Regions from separate parts of the Mus musculus genome. Here region 1 is linked to region 2. A link is a loop called in an ENCODE intact Hi-C map of the cell type or tissue named here. Cell type or tissue: left cerebral cortex. All regions are shown on one strand. Links, peaks and the distances in the headings refer to the core of each region. The heading gives the core; the rest is flanking DNA.

What was found. Peaks named below come from ENCODE experiments on the same cell type or tissue, not always from the same donor. Only the 100,000 strongest peaks of a DNase experiment are listed, where the experiment ranks them.
Region 1: a loop joins it to region 2, with 7 times the contacts of the local background. A loop is called at or near these places in 24 of 42 quality-filtered maps.

The regions. Positions count from the first base shown.
Region 1 is chr15:100,465,023-100,473,349 of GRCm38, forward strand. Letmd1 (LETM1 domain containing 1) reads left to right here and starts at 3,989. Exons shown (of 9, transcript NM_134093.3): 1 at 3,989-4,223; 2 at 4,663-4,814; 3 at 6,638-6,753; 4 at 7,527-7,609. The coding sequence starts at 4,102. It overlaps 5330439K02Rik (a long non-coding RNA gene), which reads right to left and starts at 3,345. Exons shown (of 3, transcript XR_001781773.2): 1 at 3,279-3,345. In left cerebral cortex, for the core only: CTCF peaks have their summits at 632 (motif pointing right), 3,742 (motif pointing right), 3,944 and 7,176 (motif pointing right); a DNase peak (open chromatin) is centred at 4,028; H3K4me3 peaks cover 2,939 bases; H3K27ac peaks cover 1,243 bases.
Region 2 is chr15:100,679,170-100,687,496 of GRCm38, forward strand. It overlaps Cela1 (chymotrypsin-like elastase family, member 1), which reads right to left. Exons shown (of 8, transcript NM_033612.2): 2 at 7,956-8,038; 3 at 5,965-6,065; 4 at 5,411-5,536; 5 at 3,718-3,854; 6 at 1,974-2,119. Among named protein-coding and RNA genes, the nearest start is that of Cela1, 4.6 kb to the right of the region's middle. In left cerebral cortex, for the core only: CTCF peaks have their summits at 4,106 and 4,925 (motif pointing left); DNase peaks (open chromatin) are centred at 4,059, 7,385 and 7,995.

The DNA of each region.
Region 1 (8,327 bases), core at 30-8,029, 210 kb before region 2:
CAAAGGAGAAAGTGGTCCTATAGCGGTGACGCACACCTTTGACACCAGCATTGGGATCTTCAAGTTCAAGGCCAGCCTGGTCTATAGGACCAGGGATACTTTGAGAAACCCTGTCTTGGGGTGGGCTTGGGGTGGGGTGGTTAGCTGAAAACAAGTAGTTGTCACTGTCTCCTCTCCTGCCTGGCAGTACCTCAGGCTCCTGCTCCGGACTTCCTTTCCAGAACAGACTGTAACTGAGCCAAAATAAATGATATTTGCTTATGTTGTATAGAGGGCACAAATGCTCACTGATAAGCACTAGAGAAACCAGGGATGTCAATCACACCAGGTTGTCTCCTCAGTGGAAGAGATGGATGCCTGTTTTCCACTCAGATGGCTTGGCATAGATGTTGTTCATGACCTTTGCTCTCTGTAGGGCCAGACCTCACCCAAATCTCCGGAATGTTTATCCAACTCTCTCTCCCTACACCTTTAGCTTTAGCTTCCTCGGACAATAGAACCCATCTGTCTAGTTAGGGTTTCCATTACTGTGAAGAGACATCATGGCCAAGGCAACTCTTTTTCCTTTTTTACATTTTTTTTTTTTTTTTATGAATGAGAGTACACTGTTGTTCTCAGATGCACCAGAAGAGGGCATTGGATCCCACTTCAGATGGTTGTGAGCTACCATGTGTTTGCTGGGATTTGAACTCAGGACCTCTGGAAGAGCAGCCAGTGCTCTTAACCACTGAACCATCTCTCCAGCCCCCTAGGCAACTCTTACAAAGGGCATTTAATTAGGTCTGGCTTACTGGTTCTTAGGTGCCATCCATTATCATCATGGCAGACATGGCTCTGGAAGAGCTGAGAGTTCTCCATCTTGATCCAAAGGCTGCCAGAGGATGCATTGGGCATTGGGAGCTCTCAAAGCCGGCCTACAGAGTGACCTATACCATACACCTTATAGTTTATTTGAGACAAGGTCTCACTATGCAGCCCTAACTGGCCTTCATTTACTGTATAGACCAAGCCAGTCTCAAACTCATAGAGATCCTCCTGCCTCTGCCTCCCAGGTGCTGGGTTGAAAGGCGTGTACCACTATGCCTGGCCCCAGTTTCTATGATTTCTTAAGCATGCAGCTATATGGAAATAAATGCATCAATATGCCATAAAGTCGGGGTGGCATTGTCAAGAGACGAATCGTCTGCCTTAGGTCTCATTAGCTTTGAAGTTCTGTATGGATGAGCCAGTCAGTATTTCATGTTCTGTCCTTGCACCTACAATAAACTGTCCATTCCCCGTTTATGACCTTTAGTTGCCAGACAGTGGTTTCACAACTCACTTAGACATAATGCTTTCCCTGACTGTAGATCTGTTCCAAGCCTGCTTTCTTTTCCTAGTGCAATCACCCAGGACACATGAAGGTTTACAGAGCTCTATCTGCAGCTTGTATTCTATAGAGGAGTGCGATTACTTATTTCAATTTAGGAATTCTATAAAATCATGATCAGGAATTATGAAATCATCAATTCGGGTCTGCACAGCATTACCACATGTTCATATCGATCCTGATCAATAGTGTGGGCTGATGCCCAGGAATCACTGGGCTATGTAACAGCGACAGGAAAGGCATCTCAGCAGCAAGAAGCAATCCTGGGCTGAAGTCTCTGAGGACCCTGCATCTCAGAGAGCACCCATTGCAGGCCATGAAAAACCGTGGGCCATCTCCAGGAAACTCACTTGCTTCTGACACACAGGCACAAGCATAAGCAAAACGCTCACACACTGAAGCAGATCCAGTTCCACATAGGGAAATAGAGATTTTTCTTTAATAAACTCCCAGGCGATGCCTGTCACTTCATCTCCTTGCATCTTTACTATGGAAAGCCGTGGGCATTCTCACTTTAAAAGCCTCGAATCAGTGAATAGATTCCCAGTGTCTATAAGGCCTCTCAATTGTTCTGACTCCGACAACTAGAGTTTCAGTTCTTCTCCAGGTCAACTCATCTGTGTGCGTACACATTGTTCCAGCCCGAACCCAGCCGGCTCAGCATTGGCCACCACCTCTGCAGCTGTATATTTCCTGTTTGTTTTTTTTTTTCCATTTTTTATTAGGTATTTCGCTCATTTACATTTGCAATGCTATACCAAAAGTCCCCCATAGCCACCCACCCCCTCTCCCCTACCCACCCACTCCCCTTTTATGGCCCTGGCGTTCCCCTGTACTGGGGCATATAAAGTTTGCGTGTCCAATGGGCCTCTCTTTCCAGTGATGGCCGACTAGGCCATCTTTTGATGCATATGCAGCTAGAGTCAAGAGCTCCGGTCCTGTTTGTTTTTAAATGTTTATCTTTGTGCATGTATGTGAGCATTCGTGTGTGGTTCGTCCGAGTGGATGTATAATGAATGCCACACGTCAGTCAGAAGACAACCTGAGATGTCTGTCCTGTCTGCCACTTTGGGAAAGGGTCTTTTCTCAGTCTCTTTTCCCTGCAGGGCGTTCCAGACAAGCTGGCCTCCGAGATTCTGGACATTTTCCTATTTCTACCTCTCACCTTCCCCACTGCAGTGCTGGGATTATAAATGTACGCACTGTGGGCTGGACAGAGAGAGACAGACAGAGACTGAGCTTGTGTGCACACACACTCGTTACCTGTATGTCAGTGGAAGGGGAATGGAAGAAGAAATACTCAGCAGCTATGTGAGGAAATGAATCCGTAGAATCCGTATCACATTTTTTCTTTTTGTAGTTTGTGTACATGTTTGCGCATGCCTGGTGTTGGATATGCACATATCTTTTTTTTTTTTTTTTGGACAGGGTCCCCTCTAACCCTGTAACTTGCTAACTTGGCTAGACTGGCTGGCTAGCAAGTGCCAGGGCTCCTCCTGCCTGGGTCTCAGCTCTAAAGAAGCTCCGGGTTCCCCTGCACAGAGGCCAGGACGTGGGTGTGTTGGGGGTGGGGTGGGGAGGCGGTCATAGGCACAGACCACCGTGCCCAGCTTTTGGCGTTAGAGTCAGGGATTGAACTCAGGTCCTTAAGCTTACTCAGCACTTTACCCAGGACGACCTCCCCCCCCCCGCCCCCCCCCCCACACCCTGGACTACACAAAATGCCCTCCCTTTAGTTTGTTCTCCCAGGCAGTGCCTTTCCATTTCTGTTAGAAAACCGTCTGTGACTGCGCTCGTGTCTCCTGGGAGTTCTATTAGCGAGCCGGAGACACCGTAGTTGAGGGACTTAGAAGCTACCTGAGAACCGAGAGAACCCATCTTTTGGTCATTTTCTATCCTACCTACCTACCTCCTCTTGCAGAGAACAGCTTTGCAACTGTTCAAACCACCAGCCCTCCAAACACGGAGATGTTCTACAGACGTGGGAGCTTTTGCAAACATGCAAACATTTCATCCTTCGATCTTCACAGAATTCTGCAACACAGGTACAACCCACATGAAGTTCACCGAAGTGACCTGTCCAAGGTCCCCCACACTAAACCTGACTGCAGACGCATGGCTTCAGCGTGCTTCACGTCCGTTAAAATGCCTATGGACACAAGAGGGCCGTCGACTCTCGCGGACAGCTGGACGCCTAGAAACCCTTCCGAGTTTCAAGTAGTCATTTCTCCAAAAAATATCCACCGCGCACCTACTCCGTGACAAGGGCGCGTGAGGACCAGAAAGCGAGGGTTGGAAAGGGGTTCTACACCTGCCGCCAGATTGATGGAGGGCGGAGCCCTGCCGGCCGCCGCCACTAGAGGGCGCAGCGCCACCCCGCGCCGCCGCCATCGGGGCCACGACCCCGGGCTCCCACAGAGGTCAAGGGCAGCGCCCGCGGCCCCGAGCCCCCAGGGACCGACGAGGGCACTGGGTTCCTCAAGGAGACGCCGTCCTCGGCTCACGATAGCGACCTCAGGCTGGGCCGGCGCTCGCTCCCTCGGGGAGGCTCGCTTCCGGTCCTGCGCGCGGAAGCGTCGCCGCGTCCAATCCGGGTCCCCGCCCGGGCTCGCCCGGGGGGCGCGGGGCGGCTCGCAGCCGCCTGTCGGCGTGGAGGGGCGGCGCGTGCGTGCTGCGGGGCGCACTCTGACCCGGAGACGACCTCTCTCCGCGCTCCCTCCCCTGCTGTGAAGATGGCGCTGTCCAGGGTGTGCTGGGCTCGGGCTGCTCTGTGGGGTTCGACTGTCGCCCCTGGACCCTTTGTCACCCGGAGGCTGCAGCTGGGCCGCTCTGGCCCTGCGTGGCGAGCCCCTCGGTGAGGGCCCTGGAGAAAGAAGAGCATTTTTGATGTAGAAGCCCTTCCAGCGGCTCAGCCTCCGCCTCTCGGGATCCCCTGCCTTGGGCCCTGGGTTTTGCTTTTCCATGCAGGATTCCCACCGAACGCCCGTCCCTGTCCCTCTCCGTACTCCGTGTCCACCCGATTGTCCCCGCACATCCTGAGCTCATCTTTCAGCTTCCCCTTCCCATCTCTCCATGGCTTCAGCTTGCATTCTCCTGGCCCCGCAGGCTTTGCGCACGCTCCACGCTCACACCTTTCTGCATGATCTGCCCCTCTCATACCAACCCTAACCCTGAGCTTGGGTTTTCAGAAGAGTTCTGGCAATCGCTCTCAGAAACCGTATGTTTACCGAGGGGTCCTACGTACCGAATGGCTTCTACTCCTTCGCAGATAGTCTCTTTGGTCTTCGTTGTAGGTCTTCAAAGCTTCACCTTTCTCCGAAGGCGGACGTGAAGAACTTGATTTCTTACGTGGTGACCAAGACAAGAGCGATTAACGGATCGTACCATCGTTTCTTGGGGCGTCATTTCCCCCGCTTCTATGCCTTATACACAACCTTCATGAAAGGTAAACGCTAACATTGAGAAGCCCGAATCTGCTCTTCTGCGTTAGTCACAGTCAGTGAGATTGCAATGTGCCGGGTCCGCTGCTGCGCTGTGAGTTGGGATGTCTTCTCTTCCGTCAGGGTTTGAGCATGAATTCTTACAAATTGTCACTGCCACCTCTTAAATATCCAGATGGATGTTATGGTAGACAAATCCTGACATCACTCGAGAGAGAGCAGAAGATGTAAATATATTCTCATTTCCTTAGAAATTCCTTGTCCTGCTCAGTGCAGACCAGACCCAGGGATTGTTATCATAAGGAAACCAGATTAAATGCTTTGTTTTAAACTCCTTAACACCAGGGCGTCATGGTCGATTAACCCTGAGAGCTCCCCAGCCAGGTAGTAACTCGCTGCTTCGTGGGGCGTGTTTATCACGTGGCCAGCTTAGATAACTTGTAGTGGAAATAGAACTGTAGACACTTGGTTTCTGAATGCTTCCACTCAAAGTGGAGGTCCGCTAGCTATGTTGAGATGATACCTATAATGTCACATGACAGCCCTGGAACCAAAATGCCGGATTCAAATCCCATTTGTGACTTAGACTGTGCACTGGCGCTAGTGACACTTACAGGGTCTTTGGTGTCTCATCTGTAAGGAGGTACTAGAACCTACCTGCTGATTACCTAGTTATGATTATTATTTAGTCATCTAGGAAGAGTGTAGCTCGGGCTGGCCTGGGGCTTTCTGTGTAGTGGAGGATGACCTTGAATTTCTGGTCTCTCTGCCTGCTGGGATGGTAATGCTGAGTGAGCCACCACACCTAATGGTGAAGAGTAGATCAACATATTTAAAAGGCTTAGAACATGGCCTCATTTATTTTAGTATGACAGCTCTATACCAAGTGTCCAATATGTGTTAACTTTTTCTATTGTTGTATTCTATACTTTTATCCACTAATAAAAAAAAATAGAACGTTGCCAACTCTGAATCTTACTCTAATCATTAGCGTCATGGAGTTTATCTAAGAAGTGGAGGTAACAATGGCTGCCTTGTTAGCCACGGGGGTTCTGTGTCTTACAGCCCCACAACCCAGCATCCCAAGGCAGGAGAATCAGGAGGTCTAGGCCAGCCTCAGCTACACAGCAAGGCTGTAACAACAAAAACAACAAACCCCCTCGAAACAAAATACTTAACGACCACCAATCATAGACACATATATGCCTTGTGTTATTTGAAGCCAACCTAGATAACATTTTGGAAGCATTAGAAGTGATTTTATTCATTTTATTTGTGTGACTGTCTTGCCTACATGCGTATCCGTGTGCTGTGTGCATGCCTAGTGCTCTCTGAGGTCAGAAAGCATTAGATGCCCTCGAGCATGTGTTCTGGATAGTTGCGAACCACCATGTGGGTGCTGGGAACCGAACCTAGGTCCTAGGTGACTGCAAGAGCAGTAAATGTTTAAACCTGAGTCATCATCTCTCCAGCCCTGGAAATAGGTTTTTTTTTTTTTTAAAAAACTAGAAAAACAAGGATTATCATAGATGGAAGATTCAGAATGGAATCATAGCAATATATCAAATCATGCAGCTTATAAACATGCCCCAGAAAGCAGCAAGTTAGTATCTAGCTGGGATGCACATAGCTCAAGTTTAAAGCCAAGCAATGAGTAATTCAGCTGGGTTATGTGCTAGGGGAAAGGATGGGGGGGGCGGGTCTGCGAGGCACAAGCTTCCTTGTCGGTAGAGCCGGGGAGGGGCCGGTGTGTGTGCATGTGAGTGACCACGGTAGGCGATTCAAACCGGGATAACACCACGTTCTGTCCTCCACTTTAATGGGGCAGGAATACAGATGTTATGGGCTGATGGCAAAAAGGCTAGAAGAATAAAGGCAGACATGTGGAAACAAAACCTAAAGTTTCATCAACTCTCTTACCGGGAGATGGAGCATTTGAGACAGGTACGGGCCGGGGACAAACACCCAGAAGCTCTCAGCGAGGTAACTGCGGAGAGCTCAGCTCGGCTTCCTTCCTTTCCTGTTGCTCACTGGTCAGACATTCCCCTTTGCCACGAGGGCGTCCAGTTGTTTTTGTCAGAACTGGGCTCGCTGAGAATGAAGCCCGCAGCAGGGCTATAGAGAATCCCAGGCGCACACTCTGATTAAATCTGTAATTAATAAAAAAAGAAAAAAGAAAACACCCCAGTTTGATTTTTAACACACAAAGATCTGCAGCGAGAAAGTGTTTGGCAGTGACCCGAGGAGCTGAGGTAAGAGCCAGGGGACATCCTGCATACCCAAGAGAGTTTACCTAGAGATCCCGATAAAAGGCCAGGCCTGGAATAACAAGAATCAACCTCTGAGGTTCCACCCTCAAGGAACTTACCACTAGGAGGCAGAAGTCGGCATGGCCCTTTTTTCTTTTCCTTTTCTTTTCTTTTCTTTTCTTTTCTTTTCTTTTCTTTTCTTTTCTTGTTTTTCGAGACAGGGTTTCTCTGTGTAGCCCTGGCTGTCCTGGAACTCACTCTGTAGACCAGGCTGGCCTTGAACTCAGAAATCCGCCTGCCTCTGCCTCCCAAGTGCTGGGATTAAAGGCGTGCGCCACCACCGCCCCGCAGCATGGCCCTTTTCGTAGGCTGCAGTATAAGCTCATTTTAAGTGAGTGGGATGGAGGGATTGGCCACATTATCAGGAACTCACCCCAGTTAAAATGGGATCTGTTTATTTCTGTTTAGTTCCGACGAGATATCACCAAGTGTCTCTTCGTTGGCCTCATCTCCATTCCACCCTTTGCCAACTACCTGGTCTTTTTGCTAATGTGAGTATATACTACCAGCAGCTTGAAACTATACATTTAGAAGAGTTTATTGTATTATTATTTTCATGTATATGGATGTCTTGTCTGCATATATGTCTGCACCACATGTGTACCTGGTGCTCTCGGTGACCAGAAGAGTGTATCAGATTCTTTAGAACTGCAGTTACAGGTGTGGGTGCTGGGAATTGAACCCAGGTCCCCTAGAAGAGCAGCCAGTGCTCTTAACCTCTGAACCATCTCTCCAGCTATGAAAGTACAGATTTTTTTTTGTAAAGATTAAAAATCATTTTGTCTGGTGTAGTCCCAGTGCTTGGGAGTTGGAGCATAAGATCAGAAGTTCAAGGCCAGCCTGGATTATAGAATGAGTTAAAGGCTAACCAGAGCTACATGAAACCTTTCTCAAGCAAATAAAAAACAAAAGCCGAGAAAACTATTCATTTTTAGTTACATTTTTATCTTTTATTTTTATGTATATGTGGTTGTATGAACATAATTATATGCATTACAGGATCCTGTGGAGCAGAAGAGGGCATTGGGTCCCCTGGAATTGGAGTTATAGATGGCTGTAAGCCACCGTGTAGCTGCTGGGAATTGAACCTGGGTCCTATGAAAGAGCAGACAGTGTTCTTAACCCCAGCTCCCAAGAAAATCATTTAAAAATTTTTTCATTTCTGAAGTTCAGAGGTCATCAAACTTCCTGCTTCAGTCTTTTCATTAT
Region 2 (8,327 bases), core at 37-8,036:
TGCACTTTCCTTTTTTTTTGCAGTCAAGTTGATTTCCTAGTTCATGAGTAACCAGAAGCAATAAAATAGAACACCTGCCAACTTGCGGCTGCCCAGTTTGCAAACCTGCCCGCGGTCAGGGAACACCCCCATCGTCCCCCACCCCCAGTTAAAGCCGTGTCCAGCTGGCTGGCCTCTGGCTTCCAGCTCTCCCTTCTTTACTAGGATCATGGTCCATCCATTATCTGCCCTCTTCGCCCTCCAATAAATCTTCTCTGCCTATTGTTACCCTGGATTTTCTTCCCCATTAAAGACCCACCTGTCTGTGACTTCTGTTTCTAATGTCACCAGATTTTTATGTACCTCTCCCCTCATCCAAGGGTACCTGACAAATGCCTTCTTACCCTTACCTGCCCTTGTGTGACTGTCCCCACCTTCTACAGACATCCTTGCCACGACAGTAACCAGATTAGCCACTTAGTAGCCACAGAGCTCGTTCATCAAAACCCCCGGCTATGGGATGACCTGCGGGTCTTCCTCAGGTTTTGCAAGTCCTTATTGCCTGTTACCGCCCTTTCTTGGGTCTGGGTATGTTTTCTCTCTTCCACCCAGCCCTGAAGAATTCAAGCGTTTATTTCTTGTGGAACTTCCCCAACAACCCACTCCTCTTTCATTACTCTGCAATTTTCCTTGGGGTCAGAATCCGATTTGTTCTTGAGGGTTCCTCACCTGGCTTTCTCTCCCAAGCTCTGTCCGTTTGATTTTTTTTTTTTTTTCCCTTTCTGTTTTCAAGATGATACCGCGGGTATCCCAGGCTGGCCTTGCAACTGGCTTTGTAGCCCAAGATAACCTTGCTGTTCTGAGCCTGCCTCTGTCCTCTGCCTCCCCAGGGGTTAGAGGTATGCACCTCTATGTCTCAGGGAACTCCATCCATGGAACGCCAATGATGGAACCCCAGAGCTTTATGCTATGTCATGTGCCTCCCAGCTGAAATGCTATCCTTCTGATTCTTAAAACAACAATAACAACAACAACCATTTCCAAAGGTTATAACCTTCGTCAGTAGCTCATGGTCCATGCAGAACCAGGCAGTAGGCTGGATATGGCTCGTGAGCTTCTGATCCCAGCTCCGTCCTAGCTGAAGGGAAAGAGCAGTCCCTGGGCCTTCTCAGCCTCAAGTGCTTCCTCTGTGCGGTTCCCTTCTTTTGAATGACTTTACCTCCTTTTCACTCCATTTATTTCTACTTAACCTTTGGGACTCCCTGCAGGTTTCCCTGTCTCCCAGAAGGGTAACTTTCCTGGCTGCAGCAGAGGGAGGTGGTGGCTTCCATGCCAGTCTGCCTTTATCAAAACTTTTAGCCAGGATGTTACAACGCCTGCCTGCCTCGATGCTCCTGGCTCCTTCATTTGCCATCTCTGTATCCCAGCACCCCTCCCCCACAGTTTCCTGTGTGAGAGAGACACACCACATGCACAGGCTGAACTGCTCGGAGCAACCTGTAATGTGTTTACTGTGGCTTGGTCATGTCTAAATAGAGAAGCCTGTGTACTGCATAAGAAAGATTATAAGATTGCTCAGTACTGGCTCCTCTGCTGTTCCCACCTGCACAACCCCCCCCCCCCCAAGATCACCAGGGTAAAGTGCAACAGTGGTACAGTGTAACAAAAGGGACTGATGGGGCTGAGACCACCTGCCATACAGTTAACTGCCTCGGTCCCCAAAGGCCGGGCCCCTTGCTACCATTAAAAGAATATAGGTCACAAGCAACTACTAAAAAATACACAAGGAGGTACAGGCAGGCTAGGACACACTGCAGCTTTTGAAATACTGATATTGAGCGAGGAACTCTCATGTCCCCTCCCACTTGGAGGTTCTGTGATAGAGTAGGAAGCTGAGTCTGTCCACCGGCACAAGAGCAGGTGAGGAACAGACAGAGTGTAAAAGGCGGGGTGACCAGTGGAGGCCCCTGGGGCTCACCCCTGCATACACTTACCTGGCATCCAGAGCGGACTCCATCTCCACCAGCGCACACCATGGTATTCTTCACAGAGGAGCCCCAGTAAGAGGAGCTGGAGCAGATGCTATAGGACACGCTGGGCAGGTATGCCTGCTGCAGGGTCTGGGCCAGCTCCCCATTGGCTGAATGGGACATCACATTGGAAGTCAGTGCAGGGAAAACTTCCCAAGATCTCCTGACCTGAATGTGGGTCCAGCTTCTGCCAGCTTGTTGCAGGTCATGGGTCCCCCTCTCTCCTCTGTGGGTGGTAGCCACAGCTTCACTGTTCCCAGGCCCTCAACCCCAGGCCTGCAATTGCTTGTTTTCACCCATAGCATGGTCTCCACAACAATTCTGCCTGCTGTGCTGCTTACAGTAGAAGCCCCACAAAACTGCAGACCAGAAGAGGCATTGTAGCCATCCGGTCCTTCCTCCCTCCCTCCCTCCCTCCCTCCCTCCCTCCCTCCCTCCCTCCCTCCTGCCTCTCTTCCTTTCCTTTTTTTTTTGAGGGATGGGGGCCTCATTATAATGCCAGGCTGGCCTTAAACTCCCAGACTCCCTATTTCAGCACCTCAGGCAGCAGTATCTTATTTCCGTCCCTTCCTCTTCCTCCTCTCTTCCCCCTCTTCTTTTTCTTCCTCCTCTTACCTCCTCCTCCTCCTCCTTGTGCTCCTCCTCCTCCTCCTCCTCTTCCTTCTCCTCTTCTTCTTGAGACAGGGTCTCACTACGTAGCCATAGCTGTCCTGGAACTCACTACATAGGACCAACTGGCCTTAAGATCCCCCTGCTTTGATCCCGAGTGCTGGGGTCAGAGGTCAGCACCACTGCCGGCTTTTTCTGCTTCATAGGCTTTTTCTGCTTCATAAGCGTTTATTTAGTTCAGGGGCTGGAGAGATGGCTCAGCAATTAAGAGCGCTTACTGCTCCTGCAGAGGACCTGAGCTCAGTTCCTAGCAGCCATGTTCTTAACCCTGCAGACCCCGCACTTCACACACACAAAGATGCACACACGTACACATAGTTAAAAACGATAAAAACGAACTTTTTTTGTTTGTTTTTTGTTGTTGTTGTTGTTGTTTTCCTTTGTTTGTTTCTTTCGAGACAGGGTTTCTCTGTATAGCCCTGGCTGTCCTGGAACTCACTTTGTAGACCAGGCTGGCCTTGAACTCAGAAATCCTCCTGCCTCTGCCTCCCAAGTGCTGGGATCAAAGGCGTGCGCCACCACCGCCCGGCAAAACAAACTATTTTTAAGAAGAGCTTGTGAGGGATAATGGAAACTTGATCTGGCTTCTTGGAGTCCTCAAAGCAATGTCTGGTGACATCCCTGCCTCGTGTCTTCTCAGTGACACTTACATTCCCACCTTCCTGTCCTGCTCTGTCCCCAGCCCTACCAGCTCATCCCCTGGAACCATCCCATGGTGATGTGAGGACAGCAGAGACCTCTCCTGTGTCTTGTACCTGCATCTATGGCCACCCAGTGTGTTTACTCTGATTCAGTCTGCAGAGGTGCAGCGACCACCAAAGCAAGGTCAGGGACCTCTGACTCAACTATCTCATGTCCTCCTCCTTTAATGTATCGGAGACTTGATCTTTGGTTCCCTAGGTCATAGGTCTCAGGCTATACTGCCTAGGACCACAGAAGAAGATGCCCTAGACACCTAGCCATTTCACCAAACTTCAGTGGTGGGGGGTGGGGGTGGGGGGTGTTGGGGGTGGGGGTGGGGGGAGTGTGGATGACTTACTTCTGGTTCTTCCCCAGCCTGTGATGTAGCAGGGAGAGTTGTTAGCCAGGATGGTTCCCTCCCGGGGCAGAACACCCAGCTGGACATAGTTATTGAGTGTAACACTCTTGGCCAAGCGCAGCAGGGCGATGTCATAGCTGCAGGAGGAAAGATGGCGGCTCACTCACCTGGTAAGGTCTGCCATTCAGAGGACCCAAGTTCAGTTCCAAGCACCCATATCAGGTGCCTGTAACTCCAGCTCTAGGCAATATGATGATTTATTCACACACACACACACACACACACACACACACACACACAGGAGGCAAACGTGGAAGCAGTTGAGCTGCTGGACATTAGATGTGCAACAGCAGCATCTTCTGGTAGAATGTTGGAATTGCAGGCTGGCTCTGCTTTGGTGAACAGAGCCAAACCCATTTAAAAAAAAAAAAAAAAAAAGCAGAGCTCTGCTAGAGTTCTCAAACAGATAAGATTCTGAGACATCTGTCAGAATTATACCAATTACTTGAATCCATCCCTATGCACTCTAAAGAATAGAACACCTTTTTATTCTTCTGTGGTGGGAGCATTAAACTCAGGGTCTCACACATGTAGGCCAGTGTTAGACTGGGATTACAAACTTGAACCACTAGTTTGTCCACTGGGCACCATTTTTTCCTAGTGCTTGTCACAGGGGACTCTTCCACTGAATTATGTCCCCAGCTCTTGCCTTATTATTTTATTTTATTTATTCAGACAAGGGGTTAGGTATTTTTGAGCCCAGGCTATCTTTTTATTCTAACCATGTAGTTGATAATGACTTTGAACTCCTGATCCTCCTGCTATGTTGAAGGGCCTGGGCTTCTTCTCCAACACCAAAGCCCAATCAAAAACAAACAAAATTTCTTTGTCCAGATGAAGTATAATTCATAAAGTGATTAATGACTGTTTGCTCTCACTAGCCCAGAAAGTTCCAGAATGTTCCGAGTGACGTCAGATGATGGTGTATTCCTAGAATCCCAAAACTTGGGTGGCAGGCTAGTGGCCTCCACTATACTGTGAGTTCTTGTCCAGCTTGAGTTACATAAGAGCCTGTCTCAAAAAACCAAAACTAGGGCTGGAGAGTTGGTTCAGCGGGTAAGAGCACTGACTGCTCTTCCTGAGGTCCTGAGTTCAATTCCCAGCAACCACATGGTGGCTCACAACCATCTGTAATGAGATCTGATGCCCTCTTCTGGTGTGTCTGAAGACTGCAACAGTGTACTCGCGGACACAAAATAAACAAATAAATAAATAATCTTTTTAAAAAATAAATAAAAAACAAAACTAAACCAAATTTCCATCCCCAGAAAAACAGAGACATTAAACAGAGAGAAGCCCTCATGGGGTCCAGTTGAGCAGACACACCCACATGAGACCAACTGGGAAATCTTCCTGTGCTCTCAAGACCTCCCCAGTCCGTGTGCTCCTGGTCCTGGGTGAGAATCCAGCACGTGTTCTTTTGCAGGACACGGGGCTCTCTCCCGGGTGCAACCCACTACTCAACAATCCAGAGTACAAAAGCCATAGATGAAGTTTCAGCCAATCCCTCTGTCCGGTGGAGAGCAAGTGAAGGAGACAGATCCGGTGGCCAGGCAGCCCCACCCCAGCCCTCAGCCAGCTTACACACACACACACCACCCCCCACACACCCCCACCCCCCACCCCCACTTACCCTGCAACCACGTTGTTCTTGTTCCAGTAGGGGTGTGACACAATCTTCTGCACGTTCACATACTGCTCGGTGCCGTCATTCTGGCTCAGGTTGTGCTCTCCGACAACCACTCGATAAGTCATGGGGCTGGAGAGAGAGGGAAGCTTGAGGGACCTCCTTTCCCACTGAGAGGAAAGTGTGAGAACGGACTAGCAGTTTAACCCTGGGGTGGGAACTGAGATTCTCAAGCCTAGACAGAGAACAAAACGGGGTTGAAGGTGAGGCAGGACAAGCGCTCTCATTCCCTGAAGTTAGCAGCCGAGGCGGCAGTAAATAGACAGTCAGCTGGACATTTTCAGTTTATTAAGCTAACCAGAGGTAACTTACAGGTTGCACATGTGCGTGCACATGCGCCCGCACAACTTGCGCTTTCTCTATACTGTCCCCGCAAATGTCAACCAGACACAAACAGGCTCAGCCGTGGCCCACTGCCCTGGGAAGCTCAAGCTATGTATTCTTCCAGAAGGCTTAGTCGCTTCCTCCCGTGGGCTCAGGAACCCGGCTGTTTTCCTCACCTGTCCACACAGTGAGCAGCGGTCATCACCCAGTTGCTTCGGATGAGGGTGCCTCCACAGGTGTGGTGCCATGATCCTCCATACTGGTACTGGAGGGAAATCTAGTCGAGAAGGAAGAAAGCGAGGGTGGGTTGGTGTCACCGTCTAAACTTTCTGATGCCACTTAAAACATTCTCTAACTTTCTGGGCCAGGGATAGCAAACCAATCGCCCCGTCCCGGCCGATTGCTCTGCCCCTCTGCCAATTGCTCCGCCCCTCTGCCGATTGCTCCGCCCCTCTGCCCGCAGTGGCTCTGCTGAGTGCGTTGCTAGAGAAGGCCTTGATGACATTTGCTACACTTGTGGGAAAGTGAGGGCGCACACAGTGCCTTCAGCATCTTTCCAACAGGTTGTTGTTGCCCTGGGCTTAGAACTCATGTGCTTTTATCAGCTCCTCTCCAAAGGTAACCAAGGCATCGTGCCATCACTGAAGCCTTACAAAGTTTGTAAGGGCTCCAGGGTCCTCTCCTCAGTGTCTTCAAGAAATACCCTTGCTGGGCAGTGGCTGCACACACCTTTAATCCCAGCACTCAGGAGGCAGTGCTGGTTTGAATCTCTCAAAATTCGAGGCCAGCCTGGTCTACAGAGTGAGTTCCAGAATAGCCATGGCTACACAGGAAAACCCTGTCTTGAAACACACACAAGAAATACCCTGGCCTCTCACCTCAGGGAGTACTTGGAACTGACAGTGGAAAATTCTTTTTTTTTTTTTTTTTAAATCAGTTTGTGTTTTCTCATATTATACAATAGAACTACTGAATATTGGGGCTCAAACTGATGTAAGTTGAGTTTAACTGAACTTGCACAGATGCGTCTGGAAGTGTGGCTGTCGAGCAGCCGATGTTCCTGCTTTATCTGCACAGAGCCAAGCCCAACTGCCGTGATAAGAATGCGCCAACATAGCCAAAGGAACATGGTGCCCATGTGTGATTGTGCCATCTGGGACACATGCTATGGACAGGTGGATGCAGGTATGGTTTAGGGTATGTGGAGCCTCTGGGATCCACCTGGCACATAGCCGTCACAGGAATAACAAAAGCAGTTTGTGGGGTGAGGATGTAACGCAGAGAAAAAGCGTTTTCCAGACGTGACCAAGGTTCTGGATTTAAGTCCTCGGACCATCGAATGAAGGAACAGAGTTTGAGTCACAGGTGAAATCGTTGGCGATGCAAACCCAACGTCCTGAGTTTGAATTCTTGAGACCCATGTAAGAACCTGGTGTGTTCCTCTCAGCACTTGGGAGGCAGAGGCAGCAGCGCCTGTGTGTTCAGCAGCAGCAGCCTGGTCTGCCTAGCCAGTTCCAGGCCAGCCAGGGCTGCCTGGCAAGACCCTGTCAGCAAACAACAAACAAAAGCCTGGATGCTGTGGAAAGCATCTGGGGTTCCCAGCACTCTCTGGTGAGGCGGGAGGTGCAGACCGGAGAGTGACCCAGAAGCTTGGGGAGTTCAGTGAGGCGGGTGAGGGGTTGGCACCAGCATGGTATGCAGCATACAGCGGAGCGGCAGAAACATGAAAGGCCACGCCACAAACATGGTGGAAGGTTAGCAACCTTCTGTGCTGTGGCAGTCTGGCACTTTGTCTGTGTCTCTGTGTCTCTGTGTCTCTCTCTGTGTGTGTCTCTCTCTCTCTCTATCTCTCTCTCTCTGTCTCTCTCTCTCTCTCTCTCTCTCTCTCTCTCTCTCTCTCTCTCTCTCACACACACACACACACACACACACACGTTTGAGAGTCTATGACCACAAGACTGGTATATAAATTCATCCCCCGCCCCCAATCATTTTGTATTTAGACTCCCACCTCAGTCTTGTTCCACACATGGTTAAAATCTAGAATTAGACAGCAAGTGAGCTGCCTGCTGGTAAAAACACATATACACCTAAAATACATTTTTGGGGGTGTGTGATGCACAGCATCTTTTGTTTGGGTAAAAGCCTGGGCTAGAGCAACACCCACCTGAGACGGCCAAGAGTTCCTCCGGGCTTCAGCCCCTCCAACCACGCGGGCGTCAGTTTCCGGAACGTCCTCGGTACTGTGTCCTTTGTGGGGCAGAGAGCGAGTGATGACTAAGCGTGGGTCTGGCCGGGTGGGGGGTGGGGCGAGGCAGCTACACTGTGAAGACTGTTAGCTTTGTCTGCAGATTTACTGCTCTCCCCCAAAACACTGAGGGGCCAGTTCTGAGTCATCTGTGCCCCTTTTGCTTCTTTTGAAAACAGTGCCTCAGAGTGCTTTCTTTTCCTCTGGGGTGTCTGAAGTGTCTGGGGTGTCATTTTCCCTTGCCATGAAAGTCCTGCCCAAACCACTAAGCTAGGGTCCACTGGTGCCTAG